Regions from separate parts of the Homo sapiens genome. Here region 1 is linked to region 2. Evidence: read pairs that join two places in POLR2A ChIA-PET (ENCODE). Cell type or tissue: MCF 10A. All regions are shown on one strand. Links, peaks and the distances in the headings refer to the core of each region. The heading gives the core; the rest is flanking DNA. Region 1 overlaps HK2 (hexokinase 2). Region 2 overlaps LOC102724497 (a long non-coding RNA gene).

The links. Peaks named below come from ENCODE experiments on the same cell type or tissue, not always from the same donor. Only the 100,000 strongest peaks of a DNase experiment are listed, where the experiment ranks them.
Region 1: POLR2A ChIA-PET joins it to region 2 with 15 read pairs; 9 of 35 experiments call an interaction of 5 or more read pairs at or near these places.

What each region holds. Positions count from the first base shown.
Region 1 is chr2:74,839,945-74,849,159 of GRCh38, reverse strand. The region is part of intron 1 of HK2 (hexokinase 2); the gene reads right to left. Among named protein-coding and RNA genes, the nearest start is that of HK2, 10 kb to the right of the region's middle. RefSeq lists a silencer at 3,564-3,858. In MCF 10A, for the core only: no CTCF peak of the experiment used is centred there; DNase peaks (open chromatin) are centred at 3,579 and 5,029.
Region 2 is chr2:74,736,672-74,745,886 of GRCh38, reverse strand. All of the region lies in intron 2 of LOC102724497 (a long non-coding RNA gene), which reads right to left. Among named protein-coding and RNA genes, the nearest start is that of SEMA4F, 87 kb to the right of the region's middle. RefSeq lists an enhancer at 4,495-5,694. In MCF 10A, for the core only: no CTCF peak of the experiment used is centred there; a DNase peak (open chromatin) is centred at 4,976.

The sequences.
Region 1 (9,215 bases), core at 476-8,475, 100 kb before region 2:
GCATTTTCCTCCAGACCAGCACTTAAAAAAGGAGAGGAAATTGTGTCACTGTCACAAAGCAACAAATGGAGAGAACAAAAGGGGACATTCATGGAGGCTCCACTTCGAAGTATGCAGTGTGCAGGGTGGGCCATACACAGTCCTGGCCAGGTATGGGGAAGCCCAGGAAGGAAAGGCCTGGAGGTGACTGCAAGAAAGGGATCTCAGAGAAACCAGGCCCATCGGGGAGCAGCCTCGACCCAGGTCACACAGTTGAAACTAGAATCTGGATCACCTGGATGAATGTCAACCCTTCTGGCCCAGAAGCGCCCATCTCATTCTGCAGGCCCAATGCAACTGAAAGACTGGTGCCACTGCCTGGATCCTGAGCCCACCCCATCTGGTCCCTGTGGGAACCTGGCCTTGATCAAATTATTTACATCCAGAAGACAGCAATATTCCAATTTTGACAGTTTTTATATGAAGTACTACAGATCCTACCTTGAGTAAGGTACTCAAGGGTTTTAAAAGGGAAGTGTAGACGAAACGAAACCTTAAATTTCAATGTCTAAGTCTGTAAGATCCGTATCATTCAATCCCTGAATCCTGACTACTGTTGCAACCCCAGCATCTTCCATGTTATGGCATTTATGGAACAGCTATTAAATACAAAGCACTAGTGTACAGAAACATAATTTTACAAGAAATTAATTCTGGAAATGAATAGTGGTGGTAGTTGCACAGCAATGTGAATAACACACTTAATGCCACTAAATTGTACACTTAAAATGGTTAAAATGGTAAATTTTGTGATTAATATTTTATTACAATTCTTAAAAATTTTAAGAAATCAACAGCCCTGCTCTCTAGGACTTTATATCAAAGAAGCTGGCTCATATTATAGATCAATGAGTGTCTCTAGAATGCGTGGAGAGATGAGTCTTGTCTAATAAGAATGTCGGGCACAATACAAGGCAGCCCATGGGAAGTGTCACAGATTTAAGTGGCCTGAGAGACTGGCAATCAAAGGGGATACTTTTGGAGCTCAGCCACCTTAGCAGATAAATGCTTACCTAGAGACAGCAGTGTGAAAAGGCTCAGGAGGCATGGGCAAGCCCCTAAGACCCTGGGAAATTACCAATTCCAGGAACAGAAAGCTCCTCACCTTCACAACATTACATTAGCTCCCCATGAAATGCTTCATAGGTTTAGTTCTATCACTTTTAATCAAGGGCTCACAGGAAAGACTATAAAGACCACTGCACCAGGTAAAGCTGCTGTGTCTTTCACTAATGCTTCCCTAGCCATTCAGTCCCCAGTAAGGGTTAGTGTCAGGAGAAAGTCTGGCTGCCCAGACACACTGTGCTACCTGTTATAGGCCGATGGGATGAAAACGACTGACTCAAAGAGAACTAACTATCCTTTTTGCCTTGACTGTCAGGAAGCTTGGAGCTTCGTCAAGTTTGTTTAACTTTAGAGACAGAGTCTTGCTCGGCTGCCCAGGCTGGAGTGCAATGACGCAATCATGGTTCACTGCAGCCTCAAACTCCTAGGCTGCAGCCTTAAACTCCTGGGCTCATGATCCTTCCACTGCAGCCTCCCAAGTAGCTAAGACTATAGGTATGCACCCTCGTACCCAGCTGATTTTTTTAATTTTATTTTTTCTGTAGAGACAGAGTCTCACTGCGTTGTCCAGACTGGTCTCAAACTCCTGGCCTTAAGCAATCCTTCCATCTTGGCCTCCCAAAGTGCTGGGATTACAAGCATGAGCCACCACACCTGGCCTGTCAAGTTTTTCAGTAATCATCTCGCCAGTTTGATGACTCTCGTTCTAGAAATCTTTTTACTGAAAGCTGAACCAAATCACTAAATCCTTTTAGTAAGCAAGCAGAAAATACATAATACATGAATAAGCAAATGTTCATCACTTGTGTCTGCAGGGCACACCCTCCTGGTAGAGGGCTGAATTCAAGTGATCACATAGGATAAGAAAGTTACTCCACAAGCATAGAAGCATCAAAGCAAAGGATGCAGGATGCCTGTGGCACAGCTGAACTTTGTCTCCCCAGTCTTGGGATATTTCTAATTGATTATCTAGAACCGTCTCTCCAGGTGCCCTAGATGACCACAGCTAAAAATCCTACCTTTTAGTTTCTAGACCCTAGAAGACCAACTGATTGAACTTCACCTTTCTTAACATGCATGTTCTTGTCCTGAAGATACAATCGGGTCATCTATATATTAGGTCAACACTCCTATTTGGCCCCTTTGACAGAAACTTAGAAAGGACCATACCTTCTGGAAGTCAGGGGCCTTATTATGACTACTTTCGTCTGCTTTAAATCAACCACAGTCAAAACAGGGTGGTGGGATGGGCACAGTGGCTCACACCAGTAATCCTAATACTTTGGCTGAGGAGGATCATTTGAAGCCAGGAGGTCAAGGCTGTAGTGAGCCATGATCACGCTGCTGCACTCAGCCTGGGCAACAGTGCAAGACCCTGTCTCTTAAAAACAAAAACAAGCCAGAGTGGTGCAAGAGATAGTATACAGCAACAAGAATGCACCACCTACCACTACATGCAACCACATAGATGAATCTCAAAATACAGTAAAACACTGGCTGAAAAATGCCAGACACAAATGGCATCTTTTATATCCTGTATGAGTCTATTTATATTAAGTACAAAAACAGACCTATGCTGTTAGTCAGGACAGTGATTACACTTGATGGTGGTGGTGGGTAGGAGAACACGGGGCTGGTTCAGGTAATGATCTGTTACTGGATCTGGATGGTGGTTACCTGCTGCTTTCAGTTTCCCATGTGCATTATACTTCAATTCAAAAGACGCTGGAAAAAAAAGGCAGGTTGCACTGACTTGGCCCAAGTTTACCCACTATACACAGTCAAAGAGCCAAAGAAGATTAAAGAGGTCAAAAGAGGCCAAACAAAGAGAGATCCATCATTTAAATCTGGCCACACAAAGACTTCCAGTGACTCTGTGCTGACACATGCTTGCAACTTAATTTCAAAAGAATTTCATATTTTTGCATTATTCCTTTGCCAGTGTTTTACCACAACTCTCTGACAAGGAAACCAAGACTTGGAGAAGCCTCCCCAAATCACAGGCCTAGTCCCTGAAGACCCATAGCATCCAGTGACCAGCCGAGTGCCCTAACCTAGGGCACAGGTGTGCCCACCCTGGGAAAGCCAAGCAACTGCTGTCAGTGACCTCATTAATAATAATGCCCTCACAGACTCCTCCTGGGAAGGCTGAGGCTGTACAAAGAGCAGCAAGTTTATTCTACAAAGTTGCCAGGGCAGGGCCAGATGTTTCTGATAAAAGAAAAAAAGATGAGCCGGGGGGAAGACACACAGCAGAACATGGATTCTGTAAGTCTCCTGTCCTCTGAAAGCCCATGAACCGAAACTCAGATCTCCTATGCCACTTCTTCAGATGGGACAAGGAACTTGTCCTCGCCAGGGCAGCCATGCCACCTCAGGCCAATGCCAGCTCTGACACACTGCAGACTCACAAACCCGAGGCAGCGGGTAAGCGCAGAGCTGACCAGGGAGGCATACGGGCCACTCCTCCAGGATCCTGTTGCAGCGGTTGTGAGTCACAGGGCTTCCTGTTCTTCCAGTTCTCAGTCTCAGCTGCATCAAGTTACAGCCAGACAGACCTTAGGCAGCAGCACCTGTCCAGGGTCCAGGAGATGGGCATTTGGGACACCCGGCCCAGGGTCCTCCTGTCCTCAGACATTCTGTTCTGACTGCGGAGCAGCAGAGCAAAGGGGGATTATGTCCCAGATGCATGTGACCCTGGCACAGTTCACCTGCCAACAGATATTGACTGAGTGCCAAGTTGAGTGTGCCAGGGCTGGGCACTGAGGATACTGGGATAAAGGAGACACCAGCCTCTGCCAGGAAGGGGCTGAGTCTATTGGCAGAAGACAGATACATTAACAAGTAATTACAAACTGACAGGAAGGGCAGAACAGTAGGCAGTTTCCTTTACATTAATAAAATATGGATTTACAATCACTTAAATCACATACATCAATGTGAATCTGAGGAGTGTTTGTCTTGAAATGGTTAGAAATGTGTATGTGTTGGCCTCACTGCCCAAAATGTCCCCTCCCCTTGTCTAACAAACTCCCACTGACCCTCCATAGCCCAGCATAAATGGCCTCTCTGCAGTCATAGCAGCAGCTATCTCAATACTAGGATATAATAGGTGCTCAAGAAACCTTTGTTATAGTTATACACAAGGGGCTATGGGAACACCAAAGAGAAAAGTTGACAAGTAACTTGGTGAAGGGGAAGAGCTGGCTACTCCCGACTGACCAGGTGCTCTGTGTCGGGCCTTGCTCTTCAGGCTGGCGCCCACACTGCATGGGATCCCCGCAGCAGCATGGTTTCCTCCCAGTCCACCTGTCTGCCCTGCCTAGGATGCTAGGTCCCTAGAAGTCAGACTCTGCCTACCCCTCGACAGCCCCAGGCCAGGGACCAGAATCTGCCTCTGAGCCTCTTGCCCCACAGTGGCATCTGAACTCCCCACTCCTGTCTGCTGCCAGCGGTCCACTTGCTGGATCAAATACCTCTGGGTCTGTCCCAGTCTGCCCCATCCACCCCAAGATCACACCCACCACAGGCAAGGTACCCACACTTCCCTGCTTACCCAAGACAATCTCAGTTTACACCTGTGGTCATGGCATAACTACTGATAGTGCTTTCCTCCATTTTCAAAAGCGGCCCAGTTTGGACAATTAGGGCATCCCCCTAGATACAGCTAAGTAAATCCTGCCTTTGATCTTGGGAAACTGACACCTAAAATGATAAGAGTTCATGCTGCACAAACTGTGTTTTAAAAAAACATGATGGGGATCAAGAAACTGGGTTCCAGATCTGGGGCTTATCCTATGTGAGCTTGGGCTGGTCCCTTAGTACACAACATCTGGTTTCCTTAACTGTAAAATGAAGGGTTTGTTTAGACTACATGGTCCCAAAGGTCCCTTCCCAGCTGATACCTGACTCATAACCCCATGAAACTGAAACATAAGTGAAACTGAAACATAGTTGTCCCAGCAGCTTTGTGCTGGGGGTTAAGGGCACTGGCTCTGGAGTCACATTGCCTGGGTCTGGATTCTGGCTTGCCCTGGGGCAAGGTACTATCCTATTTTGTGCCTGGTCTCTTCATTTGAATAATAGATAATAACAGGACCTACCTGGAGGGCAGCTTGAGGGTGGCCTGAGTTACTACACACAGAGCTGATGGGAAGAGGCTACAGGACTTCATGGAGGGGACTGAGACAGAAAAGTTTGGGAGGAAACAGGAAGCAGGAAGAGGAAGTCCCTCAAATGGGAAAGAAGGAAAAGTGGCAGTTTCGAATGCCCTCATTTAACCCTAATTAAAGCTGTCAGATGGTTCATCTGGCTTTATTCCTTCAGACAATATGGAGATGCCAGAAGGAAGGGATTGGGAAAAAGGCCTTTTAAGAACATGGACCACCTCCAAGCATCCAGGGCAGAAATGGTGGAAAGGCAGGAAGGCTGAGTGGGCAGGAGGTGGGTGGGCCCCAAGGGCTTCCAGAGCCAGTTTCTCAGAGCCTGACTCACTCTCCTGGTTAACGCTGAGATAAGATTTAACCAAGGCAGGAAAGAATGTCCGGGAAATGCTTAGAGATCCATCTGCAAACAAAATGAGTGACCACCCCTAAAAGAGGGCAGCATTTTAGGGGAAATGAGATTCTCTGTTCACAGGAACAGGGCCAAGACTCCTGACTCCTGACGTGGATAAGGCAACGGCTGTTCAAGAGGTGGGATGGAGGGTATGGGTTGCACATGCAGAATCCCCCTGGGCTTCGTGAAGAACCCAGGGCACCCTGGGCTCAGCAGGAAGGAACACACTCAACAGCCCAGGGTCTGTATATGAGGGGCAAAGAGCTGACTGCCAAATCCCAGGATGCCCAGGGAACCTCACCCAATCTGCCGAAAGAATGTGAGAATGGCCATTCCCTTCTGTGAAATTCCAGGGGTCGGTGGGGCCAAACCTATCATGGCGGGTCCTGTGACTCTTCAGCACAGGGCACTGCAAATGATTTCCCCTGTGGAAAGCCAGGTCTGGGAGAGATGTGAGGATGAGTGAGCAAGTATTTAACTGACAAACTCCACAGCAGAAGAATATGAAATCCCAAGTAAGCAGCCTCCACAATGCCCTCTGAAGCCTCTGCTCTTCTCTGGGTTAGTTACCGGGGAGACAGAGGTTAGGGAAAAGGAGCTGGAACTAACCCTGTGATCATTCAGCACAACTGTGTCTCCTGCGACATCGCAAGGATGCTTCAACCTGAAGTGCACTAATGTCCCAGGCATCCCAGAGACCTCGAATGGGGGAGCCACCTCTGTAGAGGACCAGAAGAAAAGCAATTTAGAGGAAGAGCTTAAGGATGGATCTCCTACGCCCAGGAAAGAGAAGGTTTTAGAAGCACGGTGGACGCATCCTTCTTCCCTGGCTTCAGGAACTTTCCATCCTTCTGACTTCTCTGTCCTCTGATTCAATCCAACGTCACACAGAGACACAAATGGACCTGAAACCACTTACTCTAAAAGAAGCTCTTGGGAGTTATCCAGGGTAAAGCAGGGCCTCTTTTTGCTCCTGTCCAGGCGGACGGTGCAGTGGGACATCTAAGACTGTGTCTCTCCCTATGTACAGATGCTCCGACTTACAATGAGGTTATGTCCCGATTAGTAAGTCAAAAATGCATTTCGTACACCTAACCTACCATCGAACACAAAGCCTATTTTACAATAAAGTGTTGAATATCTCATGTAATTTATTGAATACTGTACTGAAAGTGCAAAACATAATGGTTATATAAATACTGAAAGTACAGGTTCTACTGAATGCGTATCACTTTTGTGCCATTGTGAAGTCAAAAAAAAATCAAGTTGAACCATTGTTAAGTACCAATACTTAATACATAAAGCATTGACTATATGTCAGGCACAGTTCTCAGAGCTTGACACCTGTTAACCCTCTTTCTCTTTCATTCTTACAACTACTCAATTAAAGTGTTATCCAAACAATCTTTGCATTTTATAGGGAAAAGAAACTGAGGCCTAGACAGGTAGAGTAACTGACCCAAGCTCACACTGCGTGTTATGCAGAAAGCCAGAGTTCAACCCCAGGGAGCCTGACTCCAGCTCATCAAACAGCCTCTCCCAGTAACTGTCAGGCTGTCCCTCAGTGGATGTCACTGGCCTACCTCCTCTGCTCCCCAGCTCAAGTGCCTTCTGAATTTCCATTACACCAGCTCACATGCCTGTCTTGTTGGGAAGCCTGGCTCATGCCCAGCCTCCATGGAAACTACAGCAGCACCAGGGTGAGCATCTTCCAAGGGCAACTGACTAAACTCCTCTTGCTGGCTTTCTGGAGCACTTGTATTGCCCACATTTCTCTGGTTGAGAATACAGAAACAGCAACTAGCTCCCGTTCCCTGGAAACCTGCCCCCCAGCAAGGAACTGTGGGCATCTGCAGACTGCTGTGAACTGTAGACCTCATCTTAAGTTCGTCTTTTGTAGAAGCCCATTTCCCACCATGACGGTCACAAGACATGGCACACTGTTGACAACTCAGGGCTCTGATCCCAACTAGGGCTACTAACTTGCTGTATGACCATCAGCAATACACCTGAAAACTGAAGGGGGTGGCAGGGATGGACCATGTTCTTCTAAAGCAGTTTCTCAAATTTGACACTGTAGACATTTTGGGCCAGGTAATTTTTTGTTGTGGGGAGCTATCTTGTGCATGGTGGAATATTCAGCAACATTCCTAGCCTCTGCTTACTAGATATCAGTAACACACACTCACCCAAACCTGCCTCTGCTTACTAGATGTCAGTAACACACACTCACCCAAACCTTTGTGACAACCAAAAATGTCTCCAGACATTGCCAAAGTCCACTGGGGTATAAAATCACTCCTACTTGAAAACTACTGCTCTAAATGAAGAATTTTAAAAAGATAGGCTTTGTCTCTGGAAATTTGAGTAAGGTGGAAATTCTTGCTCTTTATGATAGGCTGGGATAGCCCCTCACAAAAAACGTATCTGTCCCAAAATGTCAATAGCACCAAGGCTGAGAAAACTGCTTTAAAGATAAGCAGAAAGAGCCACTCCAGCACAAGGAAGCATGGTGTGTGATCCACAGAGTGTGATATGAAGACGTGTCCAGTGAGCTATGGGGATTTAATTTGCCACATCCCAACCCCCACAGCTTTTTTTTTTTTTTTTTTTTTTTTTTGAGACAGAGTCTTGCTCTGTCGCCCAGGCTGGAGTGCATTGGTGCGATCTCAGCTCACTGCAAGCTCCACCTCCCGGGCTCAACTGATTCTCCTGCCTCAGCCTCCCAAGTAGCTGGGACTACAGGTGCCTGCCACCACGCCCGGCTAATTTTTTTTTTTTTTTTTTGTATTTTTAGTAGAGACGGGGTTTCACCGTGTTAGCCAGGATGGTCTTGATATCCTGACCTCGTGATCCGCCCGCCTTGGCCTCTCAAAGTGCTGGGATTACAGGCGTGAGCCACCGCGCCCGGCATAACCCCCACAGCTTTGAAAAGGCAAAGACAGACTACGTACAGTGTTGGAAAACAAACCAAACCTGCTGACTTCAAAGCTCAACGATGATAATGAGGAACGTCTTATCAAGATGTGGTCTTTTAAACCGGAAGTATCTGAACAAAGGAAGCCAGTTTTCTGGGGCTCCAAGTTCTTTCAGTTCATCAGATCTCCTTACTCCCATTGCCAACTGTGGTTTGTGTTGCTCTGATTCCCCCCTTGGAAAAGGACCTCCAATTGCCCCAAACTCCCCAGAGTACTGGAAAAGTTCAACTTTGAAAAGTGATGTTTAAAAAAAAAAAAAAAATGCCTGGCGCGGTGGCTCACGCCAAAGTAATCCCAGTACTTTGGGAGGCCTAGGCAGGTGGATCATGAGGTCAGGAGATAAGACCATCCTGGCTAACACAGTGAAAAACCCCATCTCTACTAAAGATATAAAAAAATTAACCGGACATGGTGGTGGGCGCCTGTAGTCCCAGCTACTCGGGAGGCTGAGGCAGGCGAACGGCAGGAACCCAGGAGGCCGAGGTTGCAGTGAGCTGAGATCACGCCACTGTACTCCAGCCTGGGCGACAGAGTGAGACTCCATCTCAAAAAAAAAAAAAAAAAAAAAAGGCCAGG
Region 2 (9,215 bases), core at 633-8,632:
CCACTTTCTTACTTGGTCAGCACCTGTGTGCCGTCCATAAAATGCACACCTGTCCGTGGATGCCCTGGGAACGGCTCAGGGAGAGGGCGTGTGAATCCACCTGTTCTCCCCGGCAGTGGGCAAGCCTAGACCTCCCAGCACGGAGCAGGGACCATGGGTGGGCTTAACTCTGTGGTGGAGGAAGTGGTATTGGAATAAACTTGTCTTTGTGCTGTTGAAAACCAGCCCCTACACCTCAGCGGCCACCCTGCAGTGTAGCCTGTAATTGATTCCTTATTCATACCACGTTGGAATTCCAAGAATCGGTGCTAATAACACCCTTTCCCCTTCTTGCAGCCCGAGCTGTAGCTGGAGAGAGAATGACAAGCTGGGTAGCCTCGGCCACAGGCCCCCAGCTAGAATCCTGACCTGCAGGTTATAATAATTATCAGTAACAGCTAACATTTATGGTGCACATTGCAACTTACCAAGTGCTTTCATGTGCATTCTCTCCCTTGCTCCCTGTCAGGCAGGGATTCCTGGCAGTCCCTTCACAAATGAGAACACAGACTAGCTCTTATGTGTCCAGATGGTTGGTATAGCAGCATGTATTGGAGTTCCCTGGAGCCTGACTACCAGTTTCCCATCCCAGTATGACCATTTCTTGGCTGTGTGACATAGAGCAAGCTGCTTTACCTTTCTGTACTTCAGTCTCTCTATGCATGAAATGGGGATATTAGTAGCTCCCTCGTGCATGAGGTGATGTGGCAGTTAAAACACTTAGAACAGTCAGTGCCTAGCATGAAACAAGTGATCCCAGCATAGAAGCTCTGCTTTCATAGCCTCATCTGGAAAACAAGATCCACCTAAGTGTGCAAAAACCTCACATCCTTTGGCAATCCATTTGTGGCACAAATAAAACTGGATCAGATTGCAGCATCACATTTGAGAAATGTAATTCCTGATAAGTTTCTTGAGCACGACTTAGCCCCCACGAGGCTGGGTAGTCAGAGAAGTTGCCACAAATGCTGTTGACTGTGTTGAGGAGAGCAGGTGGAATGGGCTCTGGCTGGACTGGGCAGTATGTACCCTCTGCACAGAGGTAACTGGCCAAAGGTGCCCATTTTTCAGCAGAAGCCCCAAACCCTGATTTTTAATGTGAAATATCCTGATTTCCAACTTTAGCAACTCAATTTCTTCTAAACACTGTGTGGGCCAGACCAGACGCAGGTGCATGCAGCCAGTTTGTGCCACCTCTCCCAGTGGCCCTCTCTGACTGCCACCCCTGGAGCTTTTAGTGCCTGCGGCCTCACACACTTCTCTCCAGGTTTGTCCTTATCTGTCCCATGATGGAGACCACCCCACTTGGTCCTCTCCTCGAGGTCCTTGGGTGGTAAAATGTCAGCCATGAACATGATGGGTGTTCTACCTGGAGTACTTCAGAGGGAAAATGCCACGGACAATCAAGTACTCAGTTACCATGGAGGATGAAAAAGAATGTGCTACATAAAATAAGATAAAATGAAACATGCTTTGGCATGTGAACATACAATGGGAAGTGTTTTGTCAGCTCCACACAAAGTCAAGATGCCATGTGCTCACTATAATTTTTTTTAATACTTATTTCAGAGGAACAATTTGACACCACATGAAAACCCCTTATTAAGGGGAACTTTAATGTGATCTCTGCCAAACTCTCGTGTTACAGCTAGAGAAGCTGAGAGAGTCCTGCATGAGATCTCAGAGCTGGAACCCAACACGGCGCTGCCATGTGCTCACTCAGCCCATTCTTCATTTTCATGTGCAATGCCTGCTTTCCAGGGTCTGAGATTTCCCTCCTTGAGGCAGATCCATGTATGTCATCCCAAGCATGTTCTTATGAGGCACTTACTGCGAGTGCAAGATAATAACACAGTAGCTTTCATTTGTAGGGTGCCATATATGGTCATCCAAGGACCCTCGTGTGTTTTTCTTTCCTGACAGGGGCATGAGACATGAACGCAAAAACCCACGCCCAGGGTCAGGAGAGCTGGGCTGTCGTCTGCACCACTAACAAGCTGTGTGACTTTGTGGGAGCTATTTGGCCTCTTCAGCCTACTCTCTTCTTTTCTCATTTTGGATAATACCAGCCATGCCTTAGTATTGGTATAATTATTATGAGCTTTCCCCAGCTACTGGTTGAAGACATGAGGCTCTGACTCCAGTCTAAGGATGCTTCTTGACTGACACCTTGAAAAATGACACAAGGACCCTGAATCCACCAAAGAGGAGAGTTGCACACAGAGAGACATACACAGGCCTGCACGCACATCCATGTCCTGCCAGGTGGGGTAGGCAGAAGGCTGCTGAGAAGGTGGCCCTCAGGAACCCACCCCTGGCAGCTACCACAGTTCATTGCCCCGTGTGCCAGACTTAAGGTCACCCAGGCCTTCCTGGAGCTGAGGGTCAGCAAACGCCTTGGCTGGGGCTGGCAGCCCCTCTACTCAGCTGGCTACGGGCATGGGATGCCTTCTCCTTGACTTCTGAATCTATTTGGCAATCCTGGTACAGGTTGAGACCAGACTTTTAGTAGTGAGTTAGAGAGACAATGATCTCAGCAAGACCGAGGCAACAGGATTAGAGCTGAAGCCGGTCAAGAACCGCACCTGTGCTCACATGTGTGCCAATAAAGTTAAACAAGCTAGTAGTGTTTATACTTGAGGGGATCAACTTTGGAATTAGAAAGGATTTTCCAGAAGGGGACAGCCAGGAACTGAGGAAGAAGAACTTTTGAGAGAATATATGGCAGGGACAGAGTAGCCTGCGCCCTAGGCTAACTGTACCATTGGATCCTAATTAACTTGGGAACATATCTTAGTCTTATGGACTATTGTTCCCTCCATTTACAAGGAGGTATAATACTAGCTGACATTTAGTAAATGCTTGCAACATCCCAGGTGCTATATTAAGCACTTTGCATGTGTGTCTAATTTAATCCTCACAATGAATTAGGGTTCTATTATAATTCCCATTGCCCAGATGCAGAAACTGAGGTTTACAGAAGTTTAGTTATTTGCTACCATAAAGGAGTGATACATTTTGCAGGGGAAATCTTCACAGAAGTGGTGACGTTGAAGCTGTCTTAAAAACCAAGTAGCTATTTGTCAAGTAGGCAGCACCAAGAAGAGGAAAGTGGACAGGGGGGCACTTTAAGAAGAGGGATCAGCTTGTAGCAAAGCTCAAAAACAGGAAATGACCTGGAAAAGCCCACTGGGATTAGACTGTGAAAGGCTATATAGGGAGTTGGACAATCATGCATCATTGGAATCTTTTTGGTAGGAGAGTCACAGGATCAGATTGGTTGGGTGGACTAATGATTTTATAGTGTCTTTTGGAATAATGTTTTATCTTCTTCATTTATTATGGCTACAACTTACTCTTTTTTTTTTTTTTTTGAGATGGAGTCTCACTGTGTCATCCAGGCTGGAGTGCAGTAGTGTGACCTCAGGTCACTGCAACCTCTGCTTCCCAGGTTCAAGCGATTCTCCTGCCTCAGCCTCCTGAGAAGCTAGGACTACAGGCATGCGCCACCACACCCAGATAATTTTTGTATTTTTAGTAGAGACGGGGTTTTGCCATGTTGGCCAAACCTGACCTCAAGTGATCCTCCCGCCTAAGCCTCCCAAAGTGCTGGGATTAAAGCTGTGAGCCACCGCGCCCGGCCAATTTGATCTTAATTCTCCACCAGTTGCATCTTACTCCCTATTTTATTACCCTAGTGTAGTGTATATTTGTGCCACCTATTTAAATCCTCTTGGGAAGGAGACAAGAAATAAACACCTACTTACTTATAAATACATGAGGACGTACACCATATAGGTGGCATGCAGATCAGGGAAGAGAAGATGTCAAGAGAGACCAGGAAGAGGGCATTGGAGAAACAGACAGAGTAGTAAAGAGATGGGTCACAGAAGCCAAGAGGAGAGAGCATTAGAAAGAGGGAGCAGCTGGCTGGCAGCATGTCACATGTTGCCAAGAGGTTAAATTGGATGAAGACTAAAAAAAGGCCTTGGGATTGAGCGATGAGAAGGTCACCAGGGACCACAAGGACACTTCATTGCCCTATTGCATCAGACACAAATGAGAGATGAAGAAGTGGAAGCAGCAAGGACAGACATACAAGTTCAAGAAATTTGTAAGCAGGAAGAAAAAAGAACCGTGGATTAAGTGAGGGGAGGAGGCTTTTATTTTCTTGTTTTGTCTTGTGGTTTTTAGGGAGTGGATGCAAACACAGATGGGAAGGTAAGCTTCAACAGGACACTGCCAGGAAGAAGCATGAAGAAAGAGATAAACCCAGAGGCGGAATGAACCCTTTGGCAGTGGAGATATCTGACCATGGAGATGGTGAGAAAGCTCAAATCTCAGTTCTGGCTTTCCTTTGCATTTATAGCTGAAGGACTGACATGTGCATGGTGATTGGAGGAACCCAAGAAGTGAGTTTCTATCCTTTCCCCTACAGAAATACTGTGGGAGGCATTGCTCCAGAGGTAGACTCCTGGCACTCCTATTCCTGCCCCGCACCCTCACACACACTCAGTGCACGTCCCCAGGGACAGTCCCTTCTCTGGGCCTTATTTTTCCTGCCTGAGGCTCCTGGTGGGAGTGATGCTACCTTGGGGGAGTCTCAGGAGAGGAAGTGGAGCACACAGGCAGGAGGGAAAAAAGGAGGGAGGCAGGAAGAGCATAAACCAGGGCTCGGCTATGCCAGCTCAAGGCTCAGGAATTCCATATTCTAATTCCAGCTTCTCTTAAAGGGCTGGGTTCTCTCTGATTGATGGATAATTCCTGTTCTGCCTATTCTGCAATCATGCTTCCATTTCCATTCCAAAGATGAACCCAAAGAAACTTGTATCCAAAAAAAGGCTTAAAAAGTAGTGGTGACTCGGAAGGGCGAGGCCCGTGGCTGCTGGCAGCATATATGTCATGCCACCTATTCCTGCGTGCTTACATAATCGCAGTGCAACCGTGACTCACAGCCCGACAGCCAAGCTGAAACGTGATTAAGTCCTACAACCCTTCTGCCTGGAGCAGGGCAGGGCATGCTGTTTAACCCCTCTGCTGCCACAGCCTGGTGAGAAGGTAGTGCCCTTCGGTAGAAGAGCTCCTCCAGATGGATGAGTCCAACGCATTGGGAAAGGACCCCTGACCTGCATAAATACTTCTCTGAGACAGCAGCAAAAGGTCTTTCATTCCACAGATACAAATATTCCTGGGAGAGGTGACACATGGAATCCCTGCGTTTTAAAGCTGAGAAAACTTTAGACTTACCCAAGTTGAGTCATCCCCTTTAACAGACGAGGCTACCGAGGCCCAGTATCTAGTGAGAGATTAGTGACCACTCAAGGTCACAATGTGAGATAGCAGCAGAGTGGGGACTTGAACCTGGGTCTCCTGGCAGCAAGTCCAAAATGTGGTAGCCCTGACAACCCATTGAGAAGATTGCCCCTCTATATTCCAGGCTGCCAGCCAAGTGGTTCCGCACTTCACAGTAGCCTGCGTGCACCTGCTGTCTTCATACAGCCCTAGCAAGAATGACCCCAAAAGGGTTGTTCCTTAATCTCCAAGCTCCACTTAAAAGTCTCACAACTGGAGTTCTGGGGAGAACAGTATTTGGATTCAGGTCGAATCTCCAGCTCTGGAGTCTGTCCACATGGATGTGGTTGTGTCTGACACTTCCTAGCTCAGTGACTTTGAGCATCTATTTGAGTCTCAGTCACCTCATCTGTGAAATGGGGATAAAAACAGTAGTGCTGTTGTGAAATCATTGAAATAATTTGTCAGAGGTGCCTGTCACAGTGCCTGGCATGCAGTAAGTGCTCACAAGTGGTAGCTGCTACTCCAGTGTTAGAAGCACGGCTGCCTTCACGAACGACAGGGAGTTCCCGCTGGAAGCACTCAGAGAATGCTGCCTTCAGGCTGACCCCCAACACTCACAGGCTTCATGATAATCTCAGTGCAGAGCTTCTCTATAAAGACCTCAAAGCTCCACCAGCCAGCTAGACACTGTGTGACCTGAATCCTGTCCAGGCCCCTGCCTTGCTGTTGCTGACATCCAGATGAAAAGATCTGGATTGCCACATCCTACCTGGTGTTATCTCTGGCAGTGGCAGCAAAGGATTGTCTGATGGGGAATGGCTCCACAAAAGGTTAAAATGCCATCCCCTTCCCCAAATGTCTGTCCTGGTTTCACTTAATAACCAAATGATTCTGTCATCCAAGGGTTCATCTAGATAAATGATTGCAAACAAATCTTTTATTTTTATAATTGTCCTATTGAAACATGTTTAAAGCCTGTATTCTAGGGGAAGGGAAGCTATAAATATTAACAGTAGTGAGAGAAGCACTGGACTGGGGACAGCAGGAAGAGGGGAAGGGAGGGTGAGGGGATGGCTTGAAAATAGAGAAGAAAGTAAAAGCCTGCACACTGAATGGTTAGACCCCCTCACCCTTCCCCTGCTTATTTCCAAGAATGCTGGCAATCAGGTTCATATCCTCCAGCAAAGAGACTAGAGAATCTTAATCTGGAAAATTGAATCATACTGGAAGAAAGCCATACAGATCCTACAGATACTGACATTTGGAAGTGTCTCAGTGCAAAAATCCTGTCATTGCACAAATGTACTGTAGCAGTTGGCCTCAACCCTATCAGACTCAACACCTTCTTTTTTGTTGTTGTTTTTTAACAGCTTTATTGAGGTATAATTGATATTCAGTAAAGTGCTCATGATTAAGATGTGCAATTTGGAAATTTTTGACATATGCATGCACTCATGAAATGATCACCAAAATCAAGATTTAAAAACACAGCCATTCCCCAGAAGTTTCCTTGTGCCATTCATTGCCATTCTCTGTCCCAGTTTCCATTCCCAGGCAATCACTGATCTTTTGGTCACTATAGGGTTAGCTTACATTTTCGAGAATTTTATAAAAATTGAATTATATGACATTTGAGATGGAGTCTCCCACTGTCACCCAGGCTGCAGTGCAGTGGCATAATCTCTGCTCCACTGCAGCCCTCACCTCCCACGTTCAAGCAATTCTGCTGGCTCAGCCTTCCAAGTAACTGGAATTACAGGCACCCACCACCACACCCGGCTAATTTTTGTATTTTTAGAAGAGACATAGTTTTGCCCTGTTGGCTAGGCTGGTCTTGAACTCCTGACCTCAAGCCAGGAGGTCAGGCTCGATCATCAGGTCAGCTGATCTGCCTGCCTCACCCTCCCAAAGTGCCGGAATTACAGGCATGAGCCACCAGGCCCGGCCAATATGTCCTCTTTTTGTCTGGCTTCTTTCAGTCAGCATAATTATATTTTGAGATTTGACCATGTTGCAGGTACCTTCAACTTTCTTTTTAAAGCAAAAATATTGAAATACCTCTTTTACTATGTGAAATTAAATTCATAGTTAAAATAATCAACCTACACATTATTTTCTTTAAATTATAATGTCCTTACGAAGGAGAAAAAAAAGGAAAGTAGTTCACGGCCCAAGATGGTTTACTAAGTAGGCACATGGGCAGCATACCTGGGAGACATAATGAAACAGTTAGATGCTTTCATTTTTTACAATGAACAGTCCAACCTTAAAAGAAGTTAGACCATATTCAACTGAATATTGTTGATACCATTGTTCATTTTATTTTGTCATATTTCTTATATTTGCCATCTTGAAATAAGATCTAAGTTAGTGCATTGGAACCCCTCTGGGTAAGAGGGACAATTGCAAACCTAATTTTTGCAATTGTAAAAATTATCTGCATATTTGATCATGAGCAGTGCTGTTGCCATTGACATGTTTTTCTAAATGGTGACAACCCTTGGTTAAGTTCTAAACAAAACAAAGTCCAGTCTCCTCTCAATTTACATAGTAGCTGCATTTTAAAAAATCACAGGGTATGTTAAATCCATGTGAAAAAAGTATTTGTATTTATATATAAAGCAGAGCTGATATCAAGAATCAAATCATTATAAAGAGCTTTTCACCCACATAACTGTGCAGTAGGACATAGAATAGGACACAGACAGGGTTGCCAGATTTGGCCCATAAACATATAATATTTGAGACATACTAATACAAAAAAATGTATTTGTTGTTTATCCAAAATTCGATTTTAACTGAGTGTCCTTTATTTTAGGTGGCAGCCCTAGATACAGGACAATCTTTGTTTTGTGGAACTGTCCTGCAATCCAACTAGCATTCTTGTCCCCCACATATTAAATGTTAGTAGGCCCCCCAATAACTGTGATAACTAAAAATCCTCACAACTTTCCAAACTGCCCAGGAGCTGCCCCTACTGAGAACCACGGTCCTACAAAGGAGATCACCAGAAGCAAGCCCTACCCCTGCCCATAGAGCCCACATCAGATTCTTAGTGATTGACTCAAATATTAATGAATGGTTAAGGATCCATAGACATCTGAAAAAGACCCCCAAGGTGAAAAACAAAGGCCAGAACAGACAGAGAAAAGGGACTTGAAGAAAAGAACAAGAAGAAAAACAACTTTAGAGGAAAAACTGTATGTATTCTTTGGAGAGATAATAGCAAGAAGAGGATGCTATAGAAGGAGGAGGAGGAGAAACAGGAAACCTATCAGAGAAGTTGGAAATTAAATATGATAGCCACAGTCAAAAAAAAAGTCAATAGGGAGGGTGGAAGGTAAATTCAAGGGAGTCTCCCCAAAAACAAAACAAAATAACTAGGAGGTAAACAATAGGGAAAGAAAATGAGCCAGAAAATTAGAGGATCAATTCAGGGAGTCCAATATTCAAGTAATAAGAATTCTAGAAAGAGCAAACAAAAACTTGAGAGAGAAGAAATTTATCAAACAAATAATAATTTTTAAAAATGCTTCAAACAAAAAGATTAAAAGAGCCCATCAGGTACCAGAAAAAGAATATAACTTCTGCCATGATCATATTTTAGAACACCAAGGAGGAACAGAAGTTTCTAAAGAGAAAAAAAATTACATCCAAATAACTAAGAATAAGAATGGCCACTTCTTAACCGTAACAGAAAAAGCTAGAAAACATAAAGCACTGCTTTCCAGGTTCTGAAAGGAAAAAAATTATTTTCAGTCTAAAATTCTATACCCAGCCAAATTATCAGTCAGGCATGAGGACAAAGGAAAAATACAGGCTTGAAAGATCTCAGAAAACTTTGCTTCCACGGACTCTTTCTCAGGAATAGTTATTTAAGA